Regions from separate parts of the Homo sapiens genome. Here all the other regions are linked to region 1. Evidence: chromatin contacts called from ENCODE Hi-C or POLR2A ChIA-PET data. All regions are on one chromosome and are shown on one strand. Each heading gives the region's core, a stretch centred on a gene start or an enhancer-like site at or near the end of the contact. The rest is flanking DNA. Distances are from core to core; before and after follow the strand shown. Region 1 holds the start of RAB29 (RAB29, member RAS oncogene family). Region 2 holds the start of CD55 (CD55 molecule (Cromer blood group)). Region 3 overlaps PIGR (polymeric immunoglobulin receptor).

The links. A loop is a pair of places that touch in the nucleus more often than their neighbours do. ChIA-PET counts read pairs that join two places held with the same protein, here RNA polymerase II (POLR2A). Pooled maps may share reads with other maps.
Region 2: a loop to region 1 is called in a pooled map, with 8 times the contacts of the local background. The contact joins the promoter of CD55 here to the promoter of RAB29 in region 1. A Hi-C loop is called at or near these places in 1 of 168 maps with a recorded cell type or tissue (posterior vena cava) and 5 of 50 pooled maps. POLR2A ChIA-PET finds 5 or more read pairs at or near these places in 1 of 52 experiments (T-cell).
Region 3: a loop to region 1 is called in a map of CD8-positive, alpha-beta T cell, with 26 times the contacts of the local background. The contact joins the enhancer-like site here to the promoter of RAB29 in region 1. A Hi-C loop is called at or near these places in 1 of 168 maps with a recorded cell type or tissue (CD8-positive, alpha-beta T cell) and 3 of 50 pooled maps. POLR2A ChIA-PET finds 5 or more read pairs at or near these places in 1 of 52 experiments (activated T-cell).

What each region holds. Positions count from the first base shown.
Region 1 is chr1:205,774,054-205,777,184 of GRCh38, forward strand. It overlaps RAB29 (RAB29, member RAS oncogene family), which reads right to left and starts at 1,429. Exons shown (of 6, transcript NM_003929.3): 1 at 1,220-1,429; 2 at 780-1,033. The coding sequence starts at 903. RefSeq lists an enhancer at 294-343.
Region 2 is chr1:207,320,104-207,323,234 of GRCh38, forward strand. CD55 (CD55 molecule (Cromer blood group)) reads left to right here and starts at 1,575. Exons shown (of 10, transcript NM_000574.5): 1 at 1,575-1,762; 2 at 2,279-2,464. The coding sequence starts at 1,663. It overlaps LOC107985251 (a long non-coding RNA gene), which reads right to left and starts at 2,026. Exons shown (of 3, transcript XR_007066838.1): 1 at 1,583-2,026. RefSeq lists an enhancer at 1,001-1,210 and a silencer at 1,771-1,850.
Region 3 is chr1:206,928,785-206,931,915 of GRCh38, forward strand. It overlaps PIGR (polymeric immunoglobulin receptor), which reads right to left. Exons shown (of 11, transcript NM_002644.4): 9 at 2,887-3,018; 10 at 2,713-2,771; 11 at 1-1,629. The coding sequence ends at 1,534. Among named protein-coding and RNA genes, the nearest start is that of FCMR, 8.4 kb to the left of the region's middle. RefSeq lists enhancers at 818-867, 1,338-1,627, 1,554-2,054, 1,678-2,247. Within about 2 kb of position 1,592, at least 7 of the 41 ENCODE cell types and tissues checked have a DNase peak (open chromatin) inside an H3K27ac peak, as active enhancers do; they include CD8-positive, alpha-beta T cell, where a contact is called at or near this core.

The DNA.
Region 1 (3,131 bases), core at 179-2,678:
AGTCCAAAGGCCACACCCGGGAAAGAAATGAATGAACTCGGTGTCCCCTTCCTCCCTACCTTCTCCAGTTTGAGGAAAAAAGTGGTGGGAAGATAGGTCAGAGAAGTGGTATATTTCACATTCTTGGAAGAATTCCTTGGTTACCTTTATTTAAGCAATCAACGGACAAAAACACAGCTCATCAGCCCTCATGGGCATCTGACTGCGTAGCCAAGGGGCTCGTTCGGGGATTTTGTGTCTTCCATCCCACCCACAGCCCCACAACAAAGCTACAGTCCTTCAGACCAGTTCCGCTTCCTGCGTTCTCCCACTGAAGCCAGGTTAAACACCTTGCGGTTCCTCCCTCAACAGAGGGGCAGGACTACAGCCCCAGCCGGCACCTAACCAGGAGGCCCCACAGAGGATCTCAGCTGCTTCTGCTGATTGGAGAGATTTGCCGGACAGCTGAAAGGCTGGAGACTTAAGTTCACAGTACGCCTGCAATAAACAGCAATTGCTCATCCTCATCCTCCCTTCCCTATTTCTCATCTTCACGCCTTTGCTCTTACCTTTCTCCTGGCAGTGGGCTCAGTTTGGGAAAATCTAACGGGAAACTCAAGAGAGGCGTGTAAACCAAACACCCGGCAATTACACCATCTAGGTTCCCAGACAGTACTTCCTGACCCGAAGAAGGACCCAACAACCGACAGCAAATCCCCACCCCACTTGGGTCCCCAGCTCGAGTCCGCGGTCGGGGCCTCCTCCTCCCCCTCCCCCTCCCCACCCCCGAGACGTCTCACCTCCCACCGTGGACTTGTAGTGTTTGCTGAAGCTGTCCTGGGAATATCGCTGCACCAGCGACGTCTTGCCCACTGCGGCGTCCCCCACCACCAGCACTTTGAACAGGTGGTCGCGGCTGCCCATGGCTAGCGGGGTGTGCGTTTTAGGGAGGCGGGAAGTGTGGTCGGGGATCGGGGGTCGCTCGTTTTAACCCCTTTGGATCCGGACCCTCTTCAAACTGAAGTGAGGCATTCCCACCCACCGCCTGTCTGGGCTGCTCTGACGAGAAAGCAAAAAAGGAAACTTTGCACTCAACCTATACGCGCTTCCTCCCCGGGCGGCCGCAACCTGGGTGGGGCGCAGGGCGCGAGCTCCGAGCCCCCGGCTGTTCGCACCTTCCCCACCCCCTCCTGGCCTGACTGCCGAGAAACTGGACCAGGCGCCGCGGAACCTCACCCACCGGGACTTCCCCCGAGCGGCTCCAAGTCAGTGACTGAATCCCAGTCAGCTCCTTACACCACTGGGGCCAGATGATGGGGACCCTCCCCTTGCAGCACAAACCAAATTGTGAGGAAGGAGCAGCCGGCACCTCGATTCCCTAGACGCCCTCCCGCGCGCCTCTCTCTCCCCTTCCTCCGCAAGCGTCACGTGCAGGGTTGCCTGTGGCACTACATTTCCCAGCTTTCCTCGCGGTAAAGAGAACCAGCCGAGTGCGGAGGCTCACCGCGAAGCCTCCTGGGAAATGTAGTATATTCGTTATTTTGTTTTAAGCAAACCTACACCAAGTTTCAAGGCTTCAAACTCCCTCGACAGTTTGGAATCTTATTTTGAAACAATTCTAGGTCAGTAAAGATCCCTTAAGGGGAGATTTGTGCAACGTGATCTCACTGGCCTGAATCCATCCCCAGATAGTTTTCTCCTGTCTTTAAAGGTTTAACTGAGTTAAGATTGAAACTTATTTCATTAGTAAAAGCCCAAGCCTCATCCATCATGCTCCAAGTGAAGTCCATTTCCTATTCCTTCAAGTAGATAGACAAGCCCAGGACTTTGTGAAATGACTCATATTTTCTGTGTGAACTTGCCCAATACCAGGCAAGTTCAGGAAAACTTGACCCAAGAGACCAGTCTTTGGAAAAAAACCTATGCCAAAAATTACAGCATTTAATATCCAGCAATAACAATAAAGATGGACAGAAAACAAGAGACAGTTCTCCATTCATACTTCTACAATGCCTATTCTAGCCATACTACTCATGTATCACTTGAGCTAGAAGCTAATTGAAATACACTGGGACTCCTTCTTGATTTGTTGTGGCTGTTGTTAATAGATAATCATAAAACTAGTGTTTGGCAAATAATTTTAATTTCTCAGCCTGTAACTTTACTGACCTACCTGTCACTTGGGTAGAAGTTGGCAGGACATGAGCTCAATGGCAAGCAAAGAGAGCTCCATTTTCTATACTTTTCTAGGAATAGAGGAAGAGAACCAGCGGGGCCATGGGAAAACAGCCCAGGACCAGACACTAGGAAATCTAGGTCTCTTGATAGAGAGGCTATCACTTATGTTTTGTGGCGAAAGAACATCAGCATGGTTCACAATATATTTTGCCCAGAATGTTCGTTACCCAGGTACAGGAGGTTAGTTCAAGCTACTCATCTTTAAGGATCCAGTTTTCTCTGTTCTTATTCGTTTTGACATAGTTGACCACTCCTTGACATTTGTTTCCCTTATGCCTTCTATGACGCTGTTCTTTCTTTGTCATCCCCGTACTTCTCTGATGATTATCTTTTTCTTTCAGGTTTCTCTCCATCCCATTTCCCGCTAAGTATTTCCTAAGGCCTGATTCTTGGTCTCTGAGTCAATCATTCGATAAACTCTTTAGTGAATTGTCCTTGGTGTCAAAGATCTATCTTCACTTTATTTGTTCTTTATCTCTGATCAGTGATATTCTGTCAAGACCAGCTCTGTTGGGGAGACCCTAACCCAGTGGCGCTAGAGGAATTAAAGACACACACACAGAAATATAGAGGTGTGAAGTGGGAAATCAGGGGTCTGATTTCCTTTAGAGCTTTTAGAGCTGAGAGCCCCGAACAGAGATTTACCCACGTATTTATTAACAGCAAACCAGTCATTAGCATTGTTTCTATAGATATTAAATTAACTAAAAGTATCCCTTATGGGAAACGAAGGGATGGGCCGAATTAAAGGAATAGGTTGGGCTAGTTAACTGCAGCAGGAGCATGTCCTTAAGGCACAGATCACTCATGCTATTGTTTGTGGCTTAAGAATGCCTTTAAGCGGTTTTCCACCCTGGGCGGGCCAGGTGTTCCTTGCCCTCGTTCCTGTAAACTTACAACCTTCCAGCGTGGAC
Region 2 (3,131 bases), core at 325-2,824, 1.5 Mb after region 1:
TGGATAGATCTTTACTCTGACCAGTACCATATAGGTCTGTGGTTCTCAAACCTGGCTGCACAGTGTGGCACTTTAAGTAATCCTGATACCCAGTCCCATCCCCAAAGATGCTGATTTAATTTGTCTAAGGTGCAGTTTGGGCCTCTGGATTGGAACCAACCCATATACCCATCAATGATAGACTGGATAAAGAAAATGTGGCACATATACACCATAGAATACTACACAGCCATAAAAAAGGATGAGTTCATGTCCTATGCAGGGACATGGATGAAGCTGGAAACCATCAACCTCAGCAAACTAACATAAGACCAGAAAACCAAACACTGCATGTTCTTACTCATAAGTGGGAGTTGAACAATGAGAATACACAGACACAGGGAGGGGAACATCACACACGGGGGCCTGTTGGAGGGTGGGGGTTAGGGGAGGGATAGCATTAGGAGAAATACCTAATGTAGATGTTGGGTTGATGGGTGCAGCAAACCACCATGGCACGTGTATACCTATGTAACAAACCTGCATGTTCTGCACATGTATTCCAGAACTTAAAGAATATATATTTATATATGTATAAATATATATGAATATATAAATATAAATATATATATAAGCTCCCCACGTGATTCTAATGTGTGGCCAGTCTTGCAAACCTCAGGCTATTTATTCTAAAGGGTTTGTAACAAGCCTTCCTCTTAAAATCCACCCCACCACCATTCAGCGTTTTGGGGTCTGTTTGTTTTTATTGTTATCCCACCCCACACCGCCCCGAGGCGCGCGCGCGCGCGCGCACACACACACACACACACACACACACACATACACACACGCACACTGGTGAATTTCTCTCTACAGTCAGTCTGGAGTAATCCCAAAGTGGTGTCTTTCGTAAATAAGGAGAACCCGGGTGAAGAAAATGACTCCCACCCGAACAAGGCATGAACAATGTTCACTCCCTACTGTGTTATTCAACCTGTTTCCCCAGGTCTCTGTTTTCACATTAGAGAGTGTTCTAGGAGATGACGCCCTTCCTCCTTAGTTATTTCCCCACCCTCGTGCTGGCCTTTGACAGACCTCCCAGTAGAGGGCCCAAGACGCGGGTAGAGCACCGCGTCTCAGCGCCTGAGTCTCAGCCCCCGAACTCCACCGCACCTGCAGGTCCCCTTGGCAGCACTCAAGCGCGGGGATGCTCCGCTTAGACGAACTCACGTGCGGGCAGCAAGGCCTGCGATACTTGAGCACCCCTCCCCCTCTCCCGTTTACACCCCGTTTGTGTTTACGTAGCGAGGAGATATTTAGGTTTCTAGAAGGCAGGTCATCGCAGGCCCCACCCAGCAGTGGAGAGAGTGAGTCCCAGAGGGTGTTGCCAGCGAGCTCCTCCTCCTTCCCCTCCCCACTCTCCCCGAGTCTAGGGCCCCCGGGGCGTATGACGCCGGAGCCCTCTGACCGCACCTCTGACCACAACAAACCCCTACTCCACCCGTCTTGTTTGTCCCACCCTTGGTGACGCAGAGCCCCAGCCCAGACCCCGCCCAAAGCACTCATTTAACTGGTATTGCGGAGCCACGAGGCTTCTGCTTACTGCAACTCGCTCCGGCCGCTGGGCGTAGCTGCGACTCGGCGGAGTCCCGGCGGCGCGTCCTTGTTCTAACCCGGCGCGCCATGACCGTCGCGCGGCCGAGCGTGCCCGCGGCGCTGCCCCTCCTCGGGGAGCTGCCCCGGCTGCTGCTGCTGGTGCTGTTGTGCCTGCCGGCCGTGTGGGGTGAGTAGGGGCCCGGCGGCCGGGGAAGCCCCTGGGCTGGGTGGGAGGTCCAAGTCGGTCTCTGAGACACGCACAGGGGCCGGCGACTTGGCAGGTGGGGAGCTTGGCCCGCGGTCGTGGTTCCCGCCGTCCTGTGCCTTTAAGGCTCTCGCCGCTCACCAGCATTTGGGGCTCCTGCTGTGTCGGCCCCCAGCTGACTTGGCTTTAGGGGTCGGCGTGGAGGGTTAAAGAGGCCCCGGCTGGGTTTGCGGAGCAGCCAAGCCTGGCAAAATCGAAAGGGAGGGCTCAAAGAGACTGTATCCTTAACCCCCAAAAAGCTGGTCTAAAAGGATGGGAGGCCAGACCGCTGACCGTTCCCCACTCTCGACAGAGTCCAGCCGTGTGGAGCACACGATGCTGCAAACTTGCATGTCATCTCTTTCAGGTGTGGCATTTCAAGGGGGCTTGTGTCTTGAAAACAGCAACTGTGAGGACACTTGATAGTCATTTCCTTCAGTTCTGCTTTTGTCTCCCTAGGTGACTGTGGCCTTCCCCCAGATGTACCTAATGCCCAGCCAGCTTTGGAAGGCCGTACAAGTTTTCCCGAGGATACTGTAATAACGTACAAATGTGAAGAAAGCTTTGTGAAAATTCCTGGCGAGAAGGACTCAGTGATCTGCCTTAAGGGCAGTCAATGGTCAGATATTGAAGAGTTCTGCAATCGTAAGTTCTTCATCTTTTTAGAAAAGTTCTGGGAATGGAATGTATCTTAAATTTATTTTTATATACCTTTGGAGTGACTAGTAATTGATAGTTCTCTAGCGTTACTAAACCCCAGGGTATACCCTGTTGGCACGTCACACTCCAGCTAATTGAAGACATTTACCACCCTGAGTAGGTCCTGCTGCTTCATTAAGAGTTTTTCTTCCTAACACTGTACCTCTTGAACGAACTAGTAGAGAAAATAAACAATAGGTATTGTTTAGGGAGTAAACATATAAAATATATTTGGCAATTGCCTTGAGACACATAGCGTAAATGATATGTTTTCTTAAGTATTTTATAAAGTAGGACTTACCAAATACAACTCTGTGGTGGCATTTTTAAAAGCTCTCAATATTTACTTCAAAATCTGTTATACTTGTACATATTTATAGGGTACATGTGATATTCTGGCACATGCATACAGTGTGTCATGATCAATCAGGGTAATTGGATAGCCAGTACCTCAAACACTTGGTGTTTGTGTGGAGAATATTCCAAATCTTCTCTTCTTGCTACTTTGAAAAAATATATGTATATATATAAATTGGGATATATATATAGGGAGAGAGATATATATAATTGGGATATATATATATAAGGAGATATATAATTGGGATATATATAA
Region 3 (3,131 bases), core at 342-2,841, 1.2 Mb after region 1:
GAAAGATCTCCCTCCTTTACATTTTCTCTTCTCCCTCCTCCTCCTTATTCTAAAACTGTGCCTCCAACAGAGGGGCAGGGGCTCTTGTAGAGAGATCCCTGGCCCAGGACAGGAGATGCCAAATCTAATTTATCTCACTGAGGGCCTTTGAGAAAAACGCTTCAGGGCCAGGCTCAGTGGCTCATGCCTATATAATCCCAGTACTTTGAGAAGCTGAGGCGGCAGATCACTTGAGGCCAGGAGTTCGAGACCAGTCTCGTCAACATGGCGAAACCCTGTCTCTACAAAAAAAAAAAAAAAAAAAAAAAATTAGCCAGACATGGTGGCCCACATCTGTAGTCCCAGCTACTTGAGAGGCTGAGGCATGAGAATAGCTTGAACCTGGAAGGCAGAGGTTTCAGTGAGCCGAGATTGTGTCACTGCATTCCAGTCTGGGTGACACAGTGAGACTTTGTCTCAAAAAAAAGAAAAGAAAAAAAGAGGCCGGACGCGGTGGCTCACGCCTGTAATCCCAGCACTTTGGGAGGCAGAGGCAGGCGGATCACGAGGTCAGGAGATCGAGACCATCCTGGCTAACACGGTGAAACCCTGTCTCTACTAAAAATACAAAAAATTAGCCAGGCGTGCTGGCAGGCGCCTGTAGTCCCAGCTACTTGGGAGGGTGAGGCAGGAGAATGGTGTCAACCTGGGAGGCGGAGGTTGCAGTGAGCCGAGATTGCGCCACTGCACTCCAGCCTGGGCGACAGTGAGAGACTCCGTCTCAAAAAAAAAAAAGAAAAAGAAAAACGCTTCACTCTTCCAAACCTCAATTTTCTTATGTGTGAAATGGTAAGAATGTGGGTTTATAATTACCTGTGTGTATGCTCATCATACATGACCCCTAAGGCCTTAGGACTCGAGACATTTTATGACCTCTCCCAATAGGGGCAGAGGTGAGCACCCCTGGTGAAAAGTTAAGACTCAGTGAGTATAAATACGCCAAGAAGAGCTGTGGCTTCTTTCACTGGTGTCCTCAGAAAGGCTGTGAGCAGTGTTGGTGGCATACCTGTCACAGCATCTAGCAAAGCACCTGAATTCTAGTATGAATTCAAATACATCTTTTGATGGAAGGAAAGAAGAAGAGGGGAAGGACGGGAGGGAGGGATGGAGTGGAGGGAAAAATTCTGTTGACATCCCATGATAAGGGTGCAGAGGGGCGCTGCACGTCTCTCCTTTCTGCAATCAGCTCTCCCACCCTGGTCCCTCTTCCTTCAAGGGACCCATGAGGACCTCTATTCTTCTCCGTACCTGAGGTTCTCTCAACAGAAAGAAGTTGCAAGTGGGACCTCCTCATGCCACCCTCATCCCCAATAGGAACAATTAGGCCAGGCTTTGATGTCACTGAGGAGGGGACCAGCACGCCTCTGAGGACAGTAGGAAAAACCTAGGCAGGTGTTAGAGCAGGGAGTGGGGTCCCCAGGAGCTGAGGGCCCCAGGATCGACATGATTCTGAAGGTGATTGTCATGGGTGCAGGGAGCAGGCGGCGACACCGTCTAGGCTTCCTGGGGGCCGTCCTGGGCCTCGGCGGCCACGGTGCTGGACTGGAGCAGGAAGTCTTTGTAGGCCATCTCGGCTTCCTCCTTGGATGACTAAGGGGCAAGAGGAGAGGCATCAGTGTTGGGGGCACTGGCTCAGTGGGTGGAGTCAGGGGAGGGGAGGTGCTTAATGTCCTGAATTCGTGATCTTGGTCCAAGCAACACAAGCCTTTGGGGCCCACTGTTCTCATCCCAGCCCCCATGCTCACCAAGAAGGACGCATTTTGAGAAATGGAAAGTTGCAGCCTCTAAAAATATCTTCTTCTGTCTCACTACCTCCTTCTGACACACGGAGTGGAACCGCCTCTGTTGCCCGGGCCTGTCCCCGGAAGCTGCCCACACAGTCCACGGGCAAGGTGGCCTAGGCTGGGGTCAACCACGGTGGTGTATGTTTTTCTTTCTCCACCAGCCCAGACAGGTAGCTTTTTGGCACCACAAAGTTAAAGGGGAAGGCTGTCCCAGGAATAACTCGTTCTAACTTTGCTAAATGCCAGAGATGTTTCAAGAAAAAGTAGATATGATAAAAACAACAACAACAACAACAAAAACTCTCACCTCGGGATTAAAGGCATGAGATGTTATTTTTCTTGGTCCCCTGAGTCCTAGGGCAGATTGAGGGGATGGTATATGGCACCCAAGGCAGGAGTTGCCTCTGGTGGGGCTTCAAGAGAAGTGAGCAGGGGCTTCTAGCCTCAAACTGCCCACCGCAAGCAAATGTCTCCTAGGCCCAGGCAAAAAGCTGGTCCTGAGCAAACCCTCAAGGGAGGATGTGTGGCCTGAGGTCCTTGGGTCCCCCAACCCAGGAAGAGCATCCATTTAATCACCAGCATTTGGCATTGTAGCTTCCCATCTTTTATGCACCTGCTTTCCTCATCTCCTGGCCTGCCTCTCTCCTGCAGTTTTACAGCCTAATCATATAGCTCACCTCCTTCCTGGGCCTTATCCACATCAGCATCCCACAACCAGTAAGATATAGTTCTTCCTCAAAAAGTCCTGAGGACTCCTGAGGACTATTTATATCATCCTCCCTATTCTGGGATCGGCCCCCATGTTGAGGTAGTTCTTTCTGAAGTCTAACTGCATCCCCTCATGCTGCATTTCTTTGTCATGTAGTGGGGCTTCCTTCTTCCTCCTCACCCTTTTTGCCTTCTTGGGTTCTTTGGTCTCTGTGGTGCTCTCAGTGGTGGCAACAAACTCTGTGTGAAGAAAGAGGGTAGGTTAGCCCTTACTAGCCTCCTTTTCCCAACCCAGATGTGAGACCAATTCTTACTCTCCCCAGGGGCTGAGCATTCCCTTGAGTGAGGGTCATACCTTCTTTTCCTCCGAGGGATGTCTCCTGAGTGATCGAAGAGGCTCCCATGTTGTCATTGGCTCCAAATTCCCTGGAGTTCTCGAAGTCTGACATGCTAATGTCTGTCCTGTAGCTTCTGATTGAAACTCGGTCTGTCCGGGAGGAAGAGGAGTTGGTGTAAGGACAGGGGCTGGGACCTAGAAGGCCAGGCTGGGCTGCTTCTCTCTGGGCGGATCCACTGTAGCCCTGCAGGACAGCTGAGGTG